2 separate regions of the Homo sapiens genome follow, and region 2 is linked to region 1. A link is a loop called in an ENCODE intact Hi-C map of the cell type or tissue named here. Cell type or tissue: heart right ventricle. All regions are shown on one strand. Each heading gives the region's core, and the rest is flanking DNA. Links, peaks and the distances in the headings are about the cores only. Region 1 has its middle 130 kb from the start of NEDD9. Region 2 overlaps NEDD9 (neural precursor cell expressed, developmentally down-regulated 9).

What was found. Peaks named below come from ENCODE experiments on the same cell type or tissue, not always from the same donor. Only the 100,000 strongest peaks of a DNase experiment are listed, where the experiment ranks them.
Region 2: it touches region 1 in a loop (2.6-fold over the local background); 12 of 110 quality-filtered maps call a loop at or near these places.

The regions. Positions count from the first base shown.
Region 1 is chr6:11,360,738-11,370,933 of GRCh38, reverse strand. It overlaps a transcript of NEDD9 not described here. Among named protein-coding and RNA genes, the nearest start is that of NEDD9, 130 kb to the right of the region's middle. RefSeq lists enhancers at 1-198, 199-700 and a silencer at 5,524-5,818. In heart right ventricle, for the core only: no CTCF peak of the experiment used is centred there; DNase peaks (open chromatin) are centred at 5,152 and 5,863; H3K27ac peaks cover 6,453 bases.
Region 2 is chr6:11,214,892-11,223,841 of GRCh38, reverse strand. All of the region lies in intron 1 of NEDD9 (neural precursor cell expressed, developmentally down-regulated 9), which reads left to right. LOC124901256 (a long non-coding RNA gene) reads left to right here. Exons shown (of 2, transcript XR_007059449.1): 2 at 3,853-3,981. Among named protein-coding and RNA genes, the nearest start is that of NEDD9, 13 kb to the left of the region's middle. In heart right ventricle, for the core only: a CTCF peak has its summit at 4,815; a DNase peak (open chromatin) is centred at 4,951; H3K4me3 peaks cover 3,897 bases; H3K27ac peaks cover 8,000 bases.

The sequences.
Region 1 (10,196 bases), core at 916-8,915:
CCCTCCCTCACATGCCATGCAAAATGGCCACGGGGTCACCTCTGTCACCCTCCCCGTTGTCACCTGTCCTCAACACCACCCGACGCCGTGCAGACTGACGTACTGGCTTATGGTCTGTTTCTGCCTCTGAACCGTTGGCTCCGTGGGTGGGTGAAGGACGTTATTTTGTCCCCTGCTGTGTTCTTGGCACATGGGAGGTGCTGGAGGGACATCTGCTGAAGGAACGAGTGAGTGAGCCAGTGAGTGGATCATCCAGTGAGCGTGAGGGACGGGTGCTACCAGGCAGGGAAAGAAGCTCTCTGTAAGCAGGGAAGCCTGCTCAGAAGTGAAGCTGGTATGGCCCTTGCAAAACGGGAAGGACACAGAAAAGCATGAGGAGATTGTGAGGGGAAGAAAAGGCGGCTTGAGGAGAGCCTTGTGCACCTAGTGGGTCGGTGAGGGAACCATTTGGACTGGAATGCAGGTCTTGGGAGGACAGGGGTGGGAGCCGTCCTCCAGCCGTGTGTGCGTGCTGTAGGCAAAGGCAGACTTTTCCTCAGGAAAGCAAATTTGGATCCGCTCCAGCATTTGAATAACAGCCTGATTGAAAAACAAAGCTCTACTCTACATAGCAGAGCAAAGAATGGTTTTGGTCAGAGCATTTTTCAAAGACAATGTTCCTCACTTCTTGCTTCAGCATAGGAAAACGTCAGCAGAGCTTCGGTGCAGCGTTTTACTCTAAGCAGGCCTGTGATTCAGGGGCTGGCCTCCTTGGGTTCCCACAAGCATGATTTAGCAGAGAGATGTGTCTATTTCATCATTAAACGAAATGTTCCTTAGGGAAAAGACTCTTTATATACCTCAGTTGACATCCCTAATGATATTCCCTGAATACCCAGTTAGAGAAGTGTTAGCCTCTTCTATGTCATACTTTCTATCTGCTGAGTAATTTCTTTCTTAATTGCACAGAAGAGCCACTTGGCCCAACACTCCCTATTTGAGTTCGACCTAGCAGAGATTTCTTTCTTTTGAGGCTATGTGAAATGCAGTTGAGCATGATATTGAAAACATGAACACAATCCAAAAGTCCATCAGTAGGGTCCTTATTACAATTTGGCAATCCACACTTTGGAATACTGTGCTACTGGTGAAAAAGAAGAAAGAGGATATACACAAAGATATGAAAAGATGTGAATCAAATACAAAGCAACAAATGCAAAAGAACATACAGTACAAGCCCATTTTTATCTATCTCATTGTAGAATAAAAGTCTAGCAAAATATAGACTCCCAAATATTTTTAAATGTTTTGGGATTGGGTTTATAAGACAGGTTCACTTTCTGCAGTAGACATTGTCTGTCTTTAGATATTTAAAAATGAGTTTACGTTGCTTTGTGATTGAAAACTGGCTCAAATTTTAAAAACTCTGTGTGTGTACACGTGCACAATCACTCATGCATGCCAGGTTGTGTAGTACACAGGAGCAATGGTTGGAGAAATGGGGAGTTCCTAATAAAATTTAACAGTAGGAATGTGTTTTTAAGATTATTTTACTTAAAAATAATAATTCTTCTCCCCTCGTCAGGCTTATCTTTTGACCATTTTTGTTTTGGCTTGTTTTCTTGTTTTGTTAATTTGTTAATAAATAATTGATAAAAATAAATGGCAAAGCAAAAAAAAAGTTCTAAGCAATGTAAGAAAGTCATGGCATACTCTCTAAGGAGATTCTTTCTCTGCAGCATGGGAACATTCACAAAGCAACTATCAAGCAACATAAGTTGGGGAAATGATCATCAGGGTTCAGGAAATGGACAGATTCAAGAAGGTTGGAGTGCTTAAGAGAGAACCAACTGCCTGAGTTCAAATCCAACCTGTACCACCCACCTGCCATGTGCTATTGAGCAAATTACTTTACTTTTCTGTTTCTCTGTTTCTCATCTGCACAAAGGAGGTAATAAGAGCCCTACCTCACCGGTGGTTTTGAAGGTTTTATGAGTCAATGGATGATTTTGAATGTTACATGAGTCAACACACACACAGCACCTAAAGTGGTATCTGACACATTAAGTGCTCAATACATATTAGCTAGTGGGAGGAAGAGGAGGAGAGGGAATGAGTTTTCATAAAAGAGAAGGGATGTAAAGAATGAGTAGGGTTTGACAGAAAAAAGAATTCCAGAAGATCAAGAAAAAAACAAAACCCAAAGGCTTATAGGATACATGAAATGATCCAGTTAAATTCACCCCAACCTCTGTAAAGAAAGCCGAAATGATATTTCATGACTAGATGATAAACATAAGCAGATATGTACAAGCACTCAAATGAAATAGAAGGAGGGTTTTTTAAAGTTAGCTTTCCTTTATTATTCTGTAGACCCTTCTGTGTGTCAGTCATCAGTCAACAAATTCGTATGGAGCTACGTGGTGGTGTAGCTCCCACCAGCATGGAACTTTTTCCAAGTGGGTTTAAAGTTGGAAAACCATGGCGATCATTTGTTTTATTGTGTGTTGATTAGTAGCGTATCCAAGAGTTGTGGTAGTTACTTCGGTGTGACTCATTCAGGAATAGAAGAAAGATTCATTGTATTACTCTTAAAATATAAACAATTCTTAATTTTTCTGTGCTAATGAAGAACCACAGGAATAAATATAGTTGATAGATTAAATTATGTTTATTTTATTTTATCTGTAAATTAAGCAAATCTTCATTGTTTTGCCTTTTTGAAACTTTTCTCCATCTGTTTGGGTTTCTGGGTACCCCCCAGCCCTGGTGTCTTCTTCCCAGCTTGCAAACAGCCATCAGGGCCCAAGGGCAAGGGGAGAAGCCACTGAGGGCCAGACTGCGCACAGTAGCTTCCAAGCAGGCCCTGGGTAATTGAGTTGCTTGACCTTGGCAAGCACAGAACCAGCCTCATCCACGAAAACACGAAAAACACATGTGACTAGGTGCTGAGACTGATGCTTTTGATCACCAGCCCTGACCACACTGAAGAGCCCTTTTAAGAACCAAGGTCCAGTCTCATACAATCCCGAGAGTTCAGACAAAAAGGCCAAAATTCCATAGCTCTGCCGGACTTATTTGCAAGGGGTGCTGTGTAGAAGGTGCCGAAATGGCTAGTAGCTAGGTTTAAGCAATTACAGTCACTAGTTGGTTCAAAGGGATGCCATTCACTCCTGGAATCCTGCTGTCAATGATTGAGCTAGGGAGTTTGGTCTCCAGGGAAGAGTTAAACATTAGACAGGAACCATTACAAAACTTTCCACTAAAAATAAGTTCCTTGTAAGAGAAGTTGAGAGACTTGCTAATTGCAGCTTACTCTAAACCTAATGACAGTCTGTATCATTTGCAAAGAAAGCACAGGATGTGTGAATGATGGTGAGGGAAGTGGGGAGTCTTGGCAGATAGATCTGACTCTGATAGATGCAGTTGGTCCTCTAGACTAGTGATCCATTTTGGAGTAAACTGCATTGGGAGACTGATCAAATTTCCTTTCTCCAGGATTCTTACCAACAGTAAAGACTGATAAAACACATTTGTGCTGCTGTGTTTTTCAAAAGCTCGGCCATATAATAACTTTAACAGACTCCCTAAATTTCAAACATTTCCTTGATGTAGGATGATCACAATAGAAAGGAATGTTATTCTCATCCAGCCATCGGTAAGCTTTTGTCTTCCTTAATCCCAGAAACTAAATCACTGGCTACCTCAGAGGCTCTGACCTAAATCTTAATTGATGCCCACTGCACTTTCAGACCACTGTGTGTGATTTTAACCAGACAAACCAAGGAGGAAGGATTAATGAAGAAAGCCTAATATTTTGACCAATCATAGAGTCCACTGCAGTGCCCTTTCCATTTTAATTGAGCTTTATACGGTTCTCCTCTCGAGGTAACCCTCCTTTCTTAATGTTCAGTACAGCAAAAACTAATCTAGGTTTTCTTTTTAATGTTTGATTTATCTCTTCAATCTTGGTGCTAGGTAACAACATTGGATCAAAATATTAACAGCCAAGATTTAGATATTATTTTACAATTAACACAGCACATTGACTCATATTATTTCACTTTCACAGTGGTCCTGGGGCATGTTTATTGTATCTCCCACTCTACAGATAGTGAAACTGAGGAGATCACGGTGGGAAAGATGACGTAACTCACATGAAGTTGGGCAACTGATCAGATGACACAGCTAGGACTGAAGCCTGGGTCCCCTAAGTCATTTGCTTAGAGCTCATTCAATGACGAGGCAACTCCTTGCTGTGCATCCTTTCAGCACACGTTGTTGGTGTGAAGACGCTGGTTTTCATCAGACTAAAATGCATCTTACTTCAAGATAGGCAGTTTCTGTTTTGGTTTCCACCTCTCATACATTGCTTTTAAAGTGCCAACCTCTAATGGCTATCCCATGAGAAAATCTACTGTAAGTATGAAGTGACCCTTTGGTACTACCAGTTTTTCATCCTAAATCCCTTTTCTTTCTTCTTTCTTTTCCTTTCTCTCTTTCTTTCTTTTTTCTTTCTTTCTTCCTTTCTTTTTCTTTTTTCTTTCTTCTTTTATTTCTCTCTCTCTCTGTCTTGCTCCCCCTTTCTTTCTTTCTTCATTTCTTTCTTTCTTTCTCTCTGTCTTTCTCCTTTCTTTCTTTCTCTTTCTTTCTTTCTTTCCTTCCTTCCTTCCTTCCTTCCTTCTTTCTCAGACTCTCACTCTGTCACCCACGCACAATCTCGGCTCACTGCAACCTCTGCCTCCCAGGTTCAAGTGATTCTCCTGCTTCAGCCTGCTGAGTAGCTGGGGTTACAGGCACATGCCACCACACCCGGTTACTTTTTGTAGTTTTAATAGAGACTGGGTTTCACCTTGTTGGTCAGGCTGGTCTCAAACTCCTGACCTCATGATCTGCCCACCTTGGCCTCCCAAAGTGCTGGGATTACAGGTGTGAGCCACCACGCCCAGCCTCTTTCTTTTTTTGACTGTGTCTCTTGCTCTGTCACTCAGGCTGGAGTGCAGTAGCACAATCTCGGCTCACGGCAACCTCTGCCTCCTGGGCTCAAGTGATTCTCCAGCCTCAGCCCCCCGAGTAGTTGGGTCTACAGATGCATGCCATCACATCCACCTAATTTTTGTATTTTTAGTAGAGACAGGGTTTCACCATGTTGGCCAGGCTAGTCTTGAATTCCTGAGCTCAAAGTGATCCGCCCACCTCGGCCTCCCAAAGTGCTGGGATTACAGGCGTGAGCCACTGCGCCCGGCCCCATTTTATTTTCTTTCTTCTTTTTCTTGGCATTTGTTATGATCAAGCCTTTTTTTTAAGTACTGAATATCCATGGACTCCTTCCAGTTTTACCTCATCAAAATGTGCTTGCAGGGAAGGATTTGGTCTTGTTGATTTCAATTAATGTAACTCCAAGCCACCACTCTTCTGCTATTCACCTTTTAATCTATATTTCTTACTATACATAAGAAGCTTTGCTTCTCTACTTATTTCAAGGAGTGTAGGGTGAAGATGAGGTTTTTAAATCACGGTATCTTTCTTCAGTCCTTTCCTCCAAATTCTACACGTAGATGTACTGTGCTTCAGCCAACTTATCTCTAACTAGGACATTCAGATCTACTAACTAAGCTATGACTTATTATAGGCAGGCGGTCAGCAGGAAGAGCTGTTTTTTTTTGAAAGTAGGACAAGAATAGGTCTATGGAATGTTGGGGTCACTTGGTTTCCTCAATGGAAAGAAACGGGATGTTTCTGCATTAACTAGAACACTTGAAAGGTAGGGAGGGGTGAGGGTGATTGAGAAATGATTTCAACAAACAGAACATTAAGTACTCTGTTTGTCAGACAGCGTGTTCCCATCTGGGGGGTGAGTGGCAGAAAACATAGTCGCCATCATGAGAAGAGCTCCCCTAAATCTGCCCACCCACCTCCAACTCTTGCTCCAGTCAGTTTTTCTGAATGCCCAGCCTGCTACACTGACCCTCACCGCTCTTACCCCGGTGCCAGGGTGAGAGAGGCCAGGGATCAGGTAAGGAAAGAGGAGAGGAAATGCAGAGGCTCCATTTGGCTTATAAAGGAACTGTACCATAATAGTTATTATTGTTTAAAAAAATAGCATGACATCCATTCTATTTCTCTCCCTCTTCTTCAAAGATATTTCAGCCTCAGGGACTTTCTGCTTGTTAGTGGGATGGCGAAAAATGCATGATAGATTTCTAGTTAGTAGGTAGAAGGGACGGGAGATTACATCCTAATACAGTAGAGTAACTATGTTTTATTGAGCACTTAATATGTACTGAGTGAACACACCTGCTTTGATTCACAACCACTTAATGAGGGAACTTTGGAGCCTCCTTAAGGGTTACAAGCAAAAGCTGTGGAGTCAGCTTGCCTGGGTTCAAATCCTAGTTGTGCCATGTACCTGCTGTGTGGCCTTGGTATAGTTACTTAACCTCTCCATGAATCAGCTTCCTCACCTTAAAATGGAGATAATTATAATGTCACACACCTTTGGGGGGAATTCCCAAGGCCACCCCCAGGTTCAATGACTCATTAGGAGGACCCACAGGATTCATCATAGAGACATGCCCACAGCTAAGTTCTATTACCTCAAAGACAAATCAGAATCAGCAAAGGGGAAAGCAACAGAAGAAACCAGACATGAGCTACCAAGAGTCCTCTCCTAGGGGAGTCACACAGGACATACTTAACTCCTCCAGCAACGAGTTATGACAGGTATGAAATGTTGTCTACTAGGGAAGCTCAGTAGATACTTAGTGCCAGAGTTTTGATTTGGAGCTGGTCACTTAGACACCCTCTGTCTGGCATGTACACAAATTCCAGACTCCCAGAAGGAAAGCAGGTGTTCAGCATAAACCATGTTGTTTGCACACACAGTTAAGTCACAGTGAGCCACTCATATCACGGACCAGCAGGAACCCCTCACATGTTCCCAGATGCCAGCCAAGGGCCAGCCTTGCAAGCAGGATTGAGACAGCAGTCTCAGACCTGCTATGTGAACTCTTTACTGCTTGCTACCTTTTGATTGTTGTGAGATTACATAAGGTAATATATATATCTGTTGCTTACAACAGTGCCTAATTTGTGGGAAGCCCTACAGATTTTTTTAGCCCTTACTATTATGCAGAAAAAAAAATACTCAGGTTTAGAATGACTACACAGTCAAAATGGAACAAACTGGAATCTGAATTCACATATCCCCAAAAAAGGTTCATGCATCTATTCACATCACCCTAACATGAGCAAAGTAGCATCCTTCTTCAAACCGTAACTGGGGATGTTGTTGGTGGGTCCCTCCCTTTTCAGGTTCAGAGAAGATGGAGCCTTTCATTCCAGTTGTGTTCTGAAGACAGAGCTTCTTGGAGCTATAAGCACCATTAGGTTGCTTCTTTCTCAGGTTAAACCACTCAGAGTGCATTTATGGTCTGGTACTTAATGCCCCACATGAGCATATTTCAGACTTCCCCCCCATTCCATGAGGCTTGCTTTGTTGATGTCCTTCATTTTTCAGGATACGTATCCACAAATCCATAAGAATTTTCTTCCATAAGATCTAGATAGTGAATCATCTCGCCGTAATTGAAATCATCCCATTGTAAACCATTTTTAGGCTTAAAAAAAATCTGACAAAGAAATTTCTCCCACCTACTTCTCCCAATGCAAAGTAGTTAATCAATCTCTTTAATCATGGGATTACCTCTATCTTATCTTTCACCAGGTTTTCTGGTCTTTGGTTATGTCAGTGGGCAGGGCAGCAGAGTGTCCAATAGCTAGCTGTGAATGCTAAGCAACTGTAGTAGATGCCAAATCAGTTGCACCACCAAAGTCTATGCATTGAAATGAAGTCATTGACTGCAACCAATTTAGATATCTTTTAGTATTTTTTTTTTCAAAGACGGATTTCAAAATGGGAACAGGGCTAGAAGAATCCTTTCAATTTTAAGTTAAAAATTATGCATCATCAATGCAGATTGCCATATGGTTGTAGAGTAAGATGAAACAGAGTCTTAGAGCAATAGTTTATTTCAGCATTAGCATTGTTAGTTGTTAGACATCTGTCCCTTCCAATAAATGAAGATTTTGTAAACTTCTTAGTCATTTCTGTCCCCATAGATCCAAGAATAGAATTCACACATGGTGACTGTTTATTAAAGGTCTGCTCCATTAACACTCAAATGCTAATGCACTTCCACTTAATAAAAGAGCTTCATCTTTGGGTCTGGCAGCTCATGACATATCCCAAGTGAGTAGGTGACTATTTCCTGGATGACTATAGTCAACGCAGTGCCAGATTTTGACACCTACACAAATATCTCCCTTTGGTGAGAAAAGCAAGCAAGAGTTATAGTGAAAGAATAGTGTGACTGCAGTTAATACCATAATTTGAAGAACAAATAATGGCATCTATAAAAAAATAAGATGTGAAGCTCATAGAATATAAGAATCAAAGTGCTCATGGTAGCCCTGGTTGCTACTAGCTGAGTCTACACATGCTAATAAATGGCAGAAGACATGAAAAGGCAAAGCAAGAGGCAGAACACACAGAAGAGAGAGAAAGAGAGGGATGAAAATGGAATTATGTCAGTGTACTCATAAGTTTGGACTGCTAGAACCGAGTACTATAGACTAGGCGGCTTGTAAACATCATATGTTTATTTCTTACAGTTCTGGAGACTAACATTCTGAAATAGGGTGCCTGTTGAGGCCCTCCTCTGGGTTGCAGATTGCTGCCTTCTCATTGTATTCTCACATGGCAGCAAAAGAGGTAGAGAGCTCTCTGGGATCTCTTTCATAACGGCACTACATCCATTCAGGAGGATTCACCCTCATGATGTAATCACCTCTCAAAGCCCTCCCCTCCTATCACCATCACATTGCGGGTTGGGACTTCAACATATAAATTTGGGGGTGATACAAGCATTCAGTTCATTGCAAGCAGCACAGCACAATTCATGAAGACTTTTTTCTTCTATGCAATCTCCCAAATATTCCTTGAATATCTGTACCTCTGCCTTTGCTCAGACTAATTTCTTCTTTTTCTCCATATGCCAGGCTCAGCTCACATACCACCTACTTCTTGAACACCCCAGCCCATCTCAGCCCCCAATGCTTTCTCCCTCCTACAAACTCCTAGAGCTTCCATTGTGATGCTGAATGTTGTTCTTTAGGGTCGCAATTAGATTGTATAGGTGTTCTTCTTGTACTCCTAAGTTTCTTAAATAAAAATGACATGGTTTTTGTTCTCTCATCAGCTATAAGCATTTCCTAACCATCTGCTGTGAATAGGGATGATATAGTTTAGGTTTTTGTCCCCACCCAAAAATCTCATGTTGAATTGTAATCTCCAGTGCTGAAGGTGGGGCCTGGTAGGAGGTGTTTGGATCATGGTGGTGCATCCCTCATGGCTTGGTGCTGTATTTGTGATAGTGAGGTCTTGTGAGATCTGGTTGTGTAAAAGTGTATGGTACCTCCCCCCTGCCCCTTGACACTCTGTCTGTCTCTCTTGCTCCTGCTTTCACCATGTGACGTACCTGCTCCTACTCTACCTTCCGCCATGATTGTAAGCCTCCTGAGACCTCCCCAGAAGCAGAAGCCTCTGAGCTTTCTGTAAAGCCTGCAGAACCGTGAGCCAATTTAACCCAGTCTCGGGCATTTCCTTATAGCAGTGCAAGAATGCCCTAATACAGAAGATAAAGAGGATATGATCTAGAGTTTGGCTGGACTTTAACCAGAGCCCCCATCCCTACAACTCTGACCCCCTGACACTGCTGTCTGAGCACACAGCTGTCCTTTAGCACCTTTAGCCTTGTTTTCTTATTTCCAGAACAAGCTGCATATTTCTGGAGACCATTCCTCCACTATTTCACTTTTTGAATAAAGCTTAAGTGCACCAAAAGTAAATGGCAATAAGAAAAATGTACCATACATGCCTCACACACATGTACGCTCACAGTCATACACACAAACAAGCTGATACATTAGTTTTACTTTGGCTCACCTCTAGAATCTGGGTGGACAGTCTGCTCTATGCCTTTTCTGTTCTTTCTCTTCCATTGTCCGCAGAATATGAGGACCAAAGTGCTCATTGTTGTTTCTTGAATTCTGCATGTAGGCAAGGAGTGGTAGCCTTCCCTGATGTATTAGTCAGTTCTCACACTGCTATAAAGAAATACCTGAGACTGGGTAATTTATAAAGAAAAGAGGTTTAA
Region 2 (8,950 bases), core at 1-8,000, 150 kb after region 1:
AATAACAAGGTGCTCTCTTTCCTTTTCTTTGCAGAAATAGGCATCTTTAGAAATAAAGCCATGCCCATTTTGAAATAAGAACTTGTTTGGAACACCTGAGAGTGTTAAGCAGTGCGGGGGATTTGCATCCAATTGTTCTTGCTTTAAACCTGGCATGGGCGCTCTCGCCTCATAGCCCGCAGCACCTGAATCAAGCCTCCTGCCTCCCTTATTAAGATCTTAATTACAGACTCAGCTTAGTTCATTGCTGAAGGGAAAGAATTTCATTTCTCTGAAGTGTGTCTGTTTTTTGGTGTGGCAGGTGTAATCATGATAAGATCATTTCTGGGTTTTTTGTTTTGTTGGTTTTTTTTTCCTAGAGGAAGTTTTTTTTTCCAAGGGGAGGAGTACAGTTCTTAAGACACAATTTCATGAGCTCATCTTGGCGCAGTAATAATAACTGTGCTTTGATTTTATAGAGACTCTTTTTCCTGAAGAAATCAGAGCATTTGGAGTAAATAATCTCATGATTCCTCATATTTTTATAAAGAAGAACATGTCTATTAATATTTATTTTGCAGACAGGGAAACAGAGGCACAAAAGGCAGAGATTTGATGGTCATTAGTCTTCAAATGTGAAGTCTGAAGCTAGACCCTCCTAATTCAGTCTGGTGTCCATTCCTCTATCCAGGGTTTCTCAACCTTGGCACTATTGACACTTAGGGCCAGGTCATTCTTTGTGGTGGGGGCTGTCCTGTACACTGTAGGATGTTTAGCAACATCCCTGGCCACTCTACCCACTAGATGCCAGTAACACACGTGTGCATGCATGTGCACATGCACACACACACACAGTGACAACCAAAAAATGCCACTAAACATTGCCCGTACCCAGAGGGGACAAAAATCCTCCTAGTTGAGAAGCAGTGGTCTAATCTCTTCTACTCCTTCTCCTTAAAAATAACTGCCCTACTCAAAAATACCCCCATAGAACTGACTGCCATAATTTTATCATTACTGATATTGAGCTTAATGTAACAGGTCCTAACCAAAAAGCAACTTCCTCTTACAGGCCTAGCCCCAGTTTGTTTCAGTGAATACCACAAAATACTAAGAAGCGCAGAGTTTCATTCAAGTCAAATGTAAAACCCATCAAACCATCTCTAAGGCAACTTTAAAGTATTTCTCTGGCTTCTCTCTCTACAATATGTACCTCATCATGGAACATGCATTTAGAGCTGGGTCTTTAAGAAAGCTATTTTATTCTCATAAACTGGTGTATAACATGTGCGTGTAAGAGCTTGTCTCTCCACCTCGGCACTGAACAATTTCACAATGAAGGTTTTTTGTTCCCTTTGCTCCTGCCACCTTTTCCCTGTCTTCTAACTAAGAAGCTGCAGCTTCAAAAACTCTTCCTTGAGACAGCTTAGTGGCTGCATTGCTGACAGTGTATGACTGTAAACACCTCTCAGCCAAGTGTGTGAATCTGTTTTCTAAAACTCTCTGAGGACCTCACAAGTGAAGTAGATAATACCAATCAGGCACCAAATCCAGGTCAAGTGACATCTAAAAGAGTTCCAGGGAGGGTTGCATCCTATTTACATCAACTCGGTTCTGGCTGGGAGATGGACAACAGTTGCCAGGATGTGTATGCATTTGTATTGGTGGGTTTAGATATAACCTTGGGCTGCATAGCTTGGTGAAGGAAGATAAGATAGACAGGAATGGAAAAATAGGAACCTCTTTTTCTTCTTTCAAACACCTTATCAGATGTTATAACTTGTGCATTTTGACTTTGAGAAATGACATCATTTTTGGAAGTATATTGTAATATAGTAGATTGGGGTCTCCTACTCCATTAAAACTTAATTCTTATTTCTCTTCCCTGAGTACCTGGATGTTAGAGGGATTTGTCTAGACAGGCAGATAGATATGATCCAGTGCCAACACTGTAATGCTGGCTGAAATCCAGATGGTTGTTTTATTGTTAATAAAATCTATCTTGTGGGTGGGTGGGTGTCAGGCCTTCATCATTATATGGTGCCTGTCAGATTTATCTACAGACAGAACCCTGAAAACAGCTTGTGCCTGCCCCGCATTTTTGACCCCTTGCCAAGATACTGTACTGAAATCTATCAAAATCAGGCAACCTGGGACAAATGCTTCGAGATTCCAAGGCTTAATAGCAACAGTGCTGACTTCTAAGATGGAGAAGATTCTCAGGAAGGGCATCCTTGTCCGGTGGGGAAAAATTCTAGATTAAGAGGTGAACCAGATGCTAGCTCTGGCTCTGCCGCTAATCTGAGACCCTCTGGGCTGTAAAATAAGGAGATTGGGTTAGAATGGTTCCTTCTTACTCTGAAATTCTACTCTAATCAACTCTGGTCAAGGTATGGGTGACTTCTGGTTCTAATACCTATAAAAAACCTAGGTGTTCTTCCCCCTTCTTTTTTTCTTTTTCTTTTTCTTTTTTTTTTTTTATGACAGAGTCTCGCTCTGTCACCCAGGCTGGAGTGCAATGGCGTGATCTCAGCTCACTGCAACCTCCGCCTCCCAGGTTCAAGCAATTCTCCTGCCTCAGCCTCCCGAGTAACTGAAACTGCAGGTGCACACCTCCATGCCTGGCTAATTTTTTGTATTTTAGTAGAGACGGGGTTTCACCATGTTGCCCAGGCTGGTCGCAAACTCCTGAGCTCAGGCAATCTGCCCACCTCAGCCTCCCAAAGTGCTGGGATTACAGGTGTGAGCCACCGTGCGCGGCCTCCACCTTCTTTAAGATTCTCAGGAGTTGCTTCGGTAAACCCAAAGACCACAGATGAGTGAAAAAGAACTCAGCAGTCAAATTCATCTTCCACCGTGGGCCAGGAAATAATAGAAGTTGACTGTGACATTGCACGTATACACACATATATGCAAATCTGCCTACTAACTCTTTGCCCTAAGATTTTGTTGGTTACATAGTAAACAAATCCTAGCATATGAATGTGTCTGTCCAGCACGAACCCTAAATCAAGCAAGAATAGATGGCATTCATTCAAGTATGGGGAAGGAGAGGAACCCAGCTTTTGAGGAACCCCTTTGTAATTGCACAGCTATGCTGTCCATATCATGTTACCAAATCTGGTCAGAGAGAGATTTCTTTCTGAGATCCAAATATCCAAATTTGCAGTGAGCATCAGATCTTTTCACCAGTCCTCAAAAAGTAACTTCACTTTGGTATATGAGCCACCAAAATAGTGCTGGGTTCCAAATGATCCTTCATCAGACAGGATTGGCCAGTGTGGAAGAGATGTTAAGATTCCAAGCCCTGGATCTACAACCACACACAGGGCGCTGCCCCACAGCACATCCAGGGAGTATTAACAGCTTCTCTTGCCATGTCAAAGAGTACCTTCGGGAGGCAAGTATTTAATGTCACATTTCTCAAACCTTCTCCCACTCAGACATGCTCAAAAGAGAATGCTATAGCTAAAGTTCACAAAGCTGGAAAATCTAAGAAAACTTGAGGACTCGGGGCAAAGTGAATGACGTCAAGATTCGGCGGGGGGGTCCAAGATACTCCTATAAGCTTTGTAACTGTCATAGGGGTCTAGAAGAAGCACTTCCCAGAAAATAAAAATTACTGCCTGAAATGCAGTCTGGGTGCCACAGGAGGCCTTGTGGGAAATGTTGAACACCTCTCAGCAGTGGGCAGAAGGATGCCAGGGATTAGTGGGACAAAGTGGGGTCCTGCTTTTGCCTTTCTGTGAGCTCCATTCAGCTCACCTAGTGAAAAGTGTGTCAGAACACAGTCGACAAATAGTACTGGGAAAAAATTAGCATATCTTATATTATATCATAACTTATCATATCTTCTGTCTCCTGTATTGAAAGCTTCATGCCTGTGACTTCATAATCTCAAGAGGAACCAACTCAAAAAATTCGACATTCCAGATCTTCAGATGCAAGAACCTAAGTGTAAACCAAGTATTCTGAGAATTAAAATCCTGACACTTACAGATATCCATGTTTTCTGACTATGGCTGTTTCCTTCTCTGGGGAAAGCCCACATCCCCCTCTATCCCAAAGGTGATGGTGGGAAGGAAAGGAGAAATGTAGCCAAAATGGTTTGCAGTTCTCAGACCAAAGCCGGTTTTCGTCAGTATGCACAAAAGCACGTGAGCCTTTCTTTCTCTTCCCTGTTGTGCCCTGAGACTGACCTTGACAATGTTCATCCCTCAGCTGCCTGCCTTAGGACTGACTTCCTTGATGATGGCCATTTCCTTGAATGTGTCTGTTTCTCAGGGTCTGTCCTCTGCATGCATGCATTTGCGCATGCAGGCATGCAAACCCACAAGAGTCCAGGCTAAAGTTTTGGGGGATTGGGTACAGGAAAATCATGTCATTGAGAATGGGGCAACCCTGAGGCCATGGCAGGATCCCCTGCATGACAAATATAGAATGAAGTAAAAATAATCAGAGGAAGCCGGGCCATTGATGATGCTATCAGTCTTAGTGGGGTGATACACCAGACATTCTGTCTCATTTCTCTTCAAACGACCGCATGAGTGGTCATGGAAACTACAAGTCACACCTCTCCGTATTTGGAAAAGCAGATCGTTTCTCTGACATAGGAGTAATAAGCTTTCTTGACATTTTGATAGCAGTGAGGGAAGGGAAAAAAGGCAGGGAGGAGTTGGAGGTGGGGTGAGGGGTAGAAGCCGTCATGTGTCCTAGAGCTCTCTGTACCAGCGTTCTGGTCAACTGTACAGTATTTTCTTCCCACTCCTCAGGCATAGCTTGGGAACCAGGAACAGCAGAACCCAAGTGGTCTGGCAAAGTGTTTGAATGGTGCTCTGTCACCTAGTGCCAAAAGCAGATTGCTACACTGAAGGGAGAAAGGCTCTTAAAAGAGACCATTGTGTTTAATCTCACTGGGATGGTCAGTTCCTCTTGGCCTTCCTGTTTGCTCCGTAGTTGCGAACACTAGTTTCAGGGGGGTCAGGCTCCCGATCTGCGTCATTATCCTGTTTAAATAGGGAGGGGCAGGCCCTTTCCTGCTGTCTGTCTCCCATAGTCTCTGGCTGTGAGGCTTGAGTGACTTGGACATGACATTTCTCTTTCTGGTTCATTCATTTTCCCCACTTCCATCTGAAAATTCTAACCAAATGTCTTGCTGAATTCTCTAAGTACAACAATTTCACCCTCCCTGCAGACAATGAGGAAATCAGAGTCCAGAATCCATTTCAACTTAGCAAACATTTACTGAGTCTATATTTTGTTTCGGATACTGGGGTAAAGTTCTGGAAATGCAAAAGGAATTTGCATCTCTGAACTTAAGGAGTTCACAGTCTTGAACAGGGCAATCCAAGTTGTACTGTAAAGAAATAGTATGATCGAGAACTGGGAAAGGAAACAGCCTTTGAATAGATACCCATTCTGGTTAAATGGAAGATGGGTTTCGAGGGAGGAAGGAATTTAATGCAGGAAAGCCAATTGGGAAGCAATTTCTGTGCTACAGAAAAAAAAAAAAAAAAAGTTGCTGAAGACCTGAATGAAGGGTGGCAGTGAGGTGGAAAGCAGGGCCCCAGATGGGTTGCAGGTCATGAAGAGACACAGCAAACCTCTGCGGCTCTTACTGCACAGCTGTGTGCATGCTGTTAACCAAGCAAAGCAAAGCAGGAGAAAAAGGTGTTTGCACTTGCTTTTAGAGAGGAAGATGCCCATTAGACTGGATATAAGGGACTGGAATGCAGAAGAAATATCCAGCGAAGACTATGGCTTTAGGAATTATCTGTGTGTTCAGATGCCATCCTCCTGTAGAGCGTAAGCACATAGCTGAGAAGAGGAAAGTGCAAAGGACAAATCTCTTTGGAACATGATCACTTTAGGGATGGGAAAAAGATTTAGTCTCCAGTGGAGAATAAGGATGAGAGTGGTCAAGAGAAGACAGAGAACGAAAAAGTGGTATCGTGGAGGCCAGAAGAAGACAGTTTCAAGGAAGCTTGGGCTGGGGATCAAGGCTAGAGGCTGCTGCAATCAGGGTTCCCTCAGATAGGGCTCATGATCCTAAATGCTGATTTGCAATCCTGATTAGAGCCACAGCTTGTGTTGCACCTGTATTTCACTTGACTAAATTCTGTCCTAATTCTAGACCTGAAGACAAGAGGCCTGAATTCCTGTCTCAGCTCTAAGACTTTCTTGCCAGGTGAGCTGGCAAATCATTAACTTCTTGAGGCTCATTTTTTTCTTTTGTAAAGTGAAAGGGTTGGACGGTAATTGTTTAAAGTTCCTTCTGGCTTTCAAGTTCTGTGCCCTAACTGTTTTGGTGTTTTGCCAAGCTCTAGCTGCACTGCTAACTGCCAGCCTTTGGAGACTAACCATCCAAGTGAATATAGAGTTACATAGCTCTCTTATCTCTCCTTGATTTGTTTCTGTGTTGACCTTCCCTACCCTGGAGATAAATATCCAAGGGGGTGAGTGGGCAGGAGAAAGAGTACATCTTGAGTAGATTAAACTGCCTCTCTGGGGTTTTTCTAAGATAGCAGATCATCAGCTTCTGACTTTGTGGCTCAAGGAATCACACCTTTGCACTGAAGGAGAGGATCCCTCCACTTCCTTGCCAGAAGAATTCATTCTTGATTTTCCTATTACGACTGATGTGCACTTTTGAATGAGATGGTTTATGGTCCAGCTGAAATTCATTTGGCTGTTATGGTCTTACTGAAACCTTGCACCAACACCAAATCTTTTCGAAAGTCCAACTCCTGCCTCATGCCTTTTCCTACCTGCTGATGTATTATCTGTGTTGGAATCTGATGACATTTATCCATAATTTATCAAGTAGTATCATTATTAATATGTTGTCTCAGAAGTTCCCTTGAATGCAACCAATGGTTTCACTATTGCTGTTTGTAGGCAGATACTCAACAAGAGGTTGCAGTGACAAGAACTCATTCATAATTCAGAAATATACTGCTTTAAGATAACAGTTCTTCTGAAATGTAATCCTGAGCAAGATAAATATCAGATAGGTACAAAACATATATAATAGCATCATTGGAATAGGACCAAGCCTGGACTGCAAATGGAAAGGAGGCAAGGCGGGGAGGGAGCCTGAAGCCCAAGGGCCATCTAGCAAATTAAATAAAACATCACCATAGCTTACCAAAGACCGGGAAACTAAGGCCCAAAGGGATGCTGTTGCCTGGCAAAGTAACACAGCTAGAACCTAAGACCGCAAATATCCAATTTATTCCATAGACACAAAAAGAAGAACCGCTCCTCTTCAGAACTTTATCATATAATGGAACTGAGCCCAGTAACAAGGATGCTGCGTGGCTGAGCTAAGGTAGCTTAAAGTTCTGGAAAGAGGATTAAACTGAAAGAACGCAATTCTCTTTCCATCGCTGCCAATAGTGTGGTCTTGGGCAAATGATAAACTTCAAATCTATTTCCTCATCTGTGACACAAGGGCATTGTGTCCAGGTGATCTCTAAAGGTCCCTGGAGCCGTAAGCTTCGGTTTAGGAGAGTGGCTGGATGTAGACATTGGCTCTCTGTAGCTTGCGCAGATATTAAATAACTCATACTCCTGTTCGGCCAAGGCTGAGAATATGTATCGGTGTGTGAATAGGCTGGTGCCGGGGTCCTGGCTACTAACAGCACTGACAAGCTGTGCCTGAAACCTAATCTCTATGGGCACTGAGGAGGACTGCTGGGAAGTCCTGACAACCAGTCAGGAGGACTCACCTGCGGTGCCCACATTAGCCCAGACTGTGGGGCTCTGAGAGTTTCCCCCAAGAAGCAGCTCACAGGCCAGTGTAGAAACATTAGCCAGCTGCTCACCAGGTGGTAAGAAGGTTACTGGGGCAGGAGACAAAGAACGCCCAGGACGACTCTCGCACGGGGATTTCTATCTGCCTCTGATCAAGCATGCTCCGGTGCTCCACTTCAGTGCCTCATGGTGCTCTTGGAGTTGGAAGTGGCCCAATTCCGAATGCCTTGAGCTGATTTATGCTGATTAGATCTGTAGCCCTTTGCCTTTCTACTGTTTTCTGTTTCTCTTCTTTCCCTTCTTTGTAGCCAGTATAATTGCACAGCTACCAACCCTCAGCTCCCATACAACTAGCCCGACTCTGTTGCTTCTGATTTCATGTGGGGGCTTCCCGATTGCTGAATGGGCCCAGAAGAAAGGGACAGACAGAGGCCAGAGTGGTCAGCTATCTCCTCACTTAATAATCTCAGTACAGCTCTGGTGGAGTCATTTCCTGGAGGTCATTTTAGTAAAAGGACCAGAATCTTGTCCTCTGTAACTCTATGACTTCTCTTGTAAAATACAGAATACCCAAAAGATGGGAGAAGAGAAACAGAGACAATTTTAGGATTATGACACCATCCTTAAATGGTTCCATGAACAGGGGAAACTGCTGCCTGATTTTTTCTTTATGTATGTGAACTTTTCATTGTTAGATGAAACCCAGCGCCTCCTGGAATATTAACTACCCAGTGAAACCTTCCCCTGAAATATGCACTCCTCAGTTTCCCTTTAGCTTCCCTGGCCGCTCACCTCTCTGTGTCTCACACTTCCTGGATCTCATAACTGTCAAGAAAAAGGACTTCAACCTTATTCTTGAAGAGTATCACAAAGCTTCCTGAGGACTGTCCTCTATGGCTTTATCTCTTTTAATTGCCCTGGCTAAGAGGAACCTGGCTCACAGCAGCAGAACTGGACCCGTCCCAACTACTGAATAGAGGGCAGATCCCTTCCATTGCACAGCCCTCCAGAGCGGAAAACACACAGGACCCGTGGCAATGGGGCTAGCACAAGGGGACGCGAGTAGTGCAAGTCAGCTGCAAAGAAATGAAAAGCACGAGGCTGAATGATCAAGTCCACGTTGCTAGAGAAGAAAATAGACAGCAAAAGCTCAGACAATGACAGCCGAAAATCCCACGAATATGTCATGGTATAAAATAAAGTCATGAACCTGCCC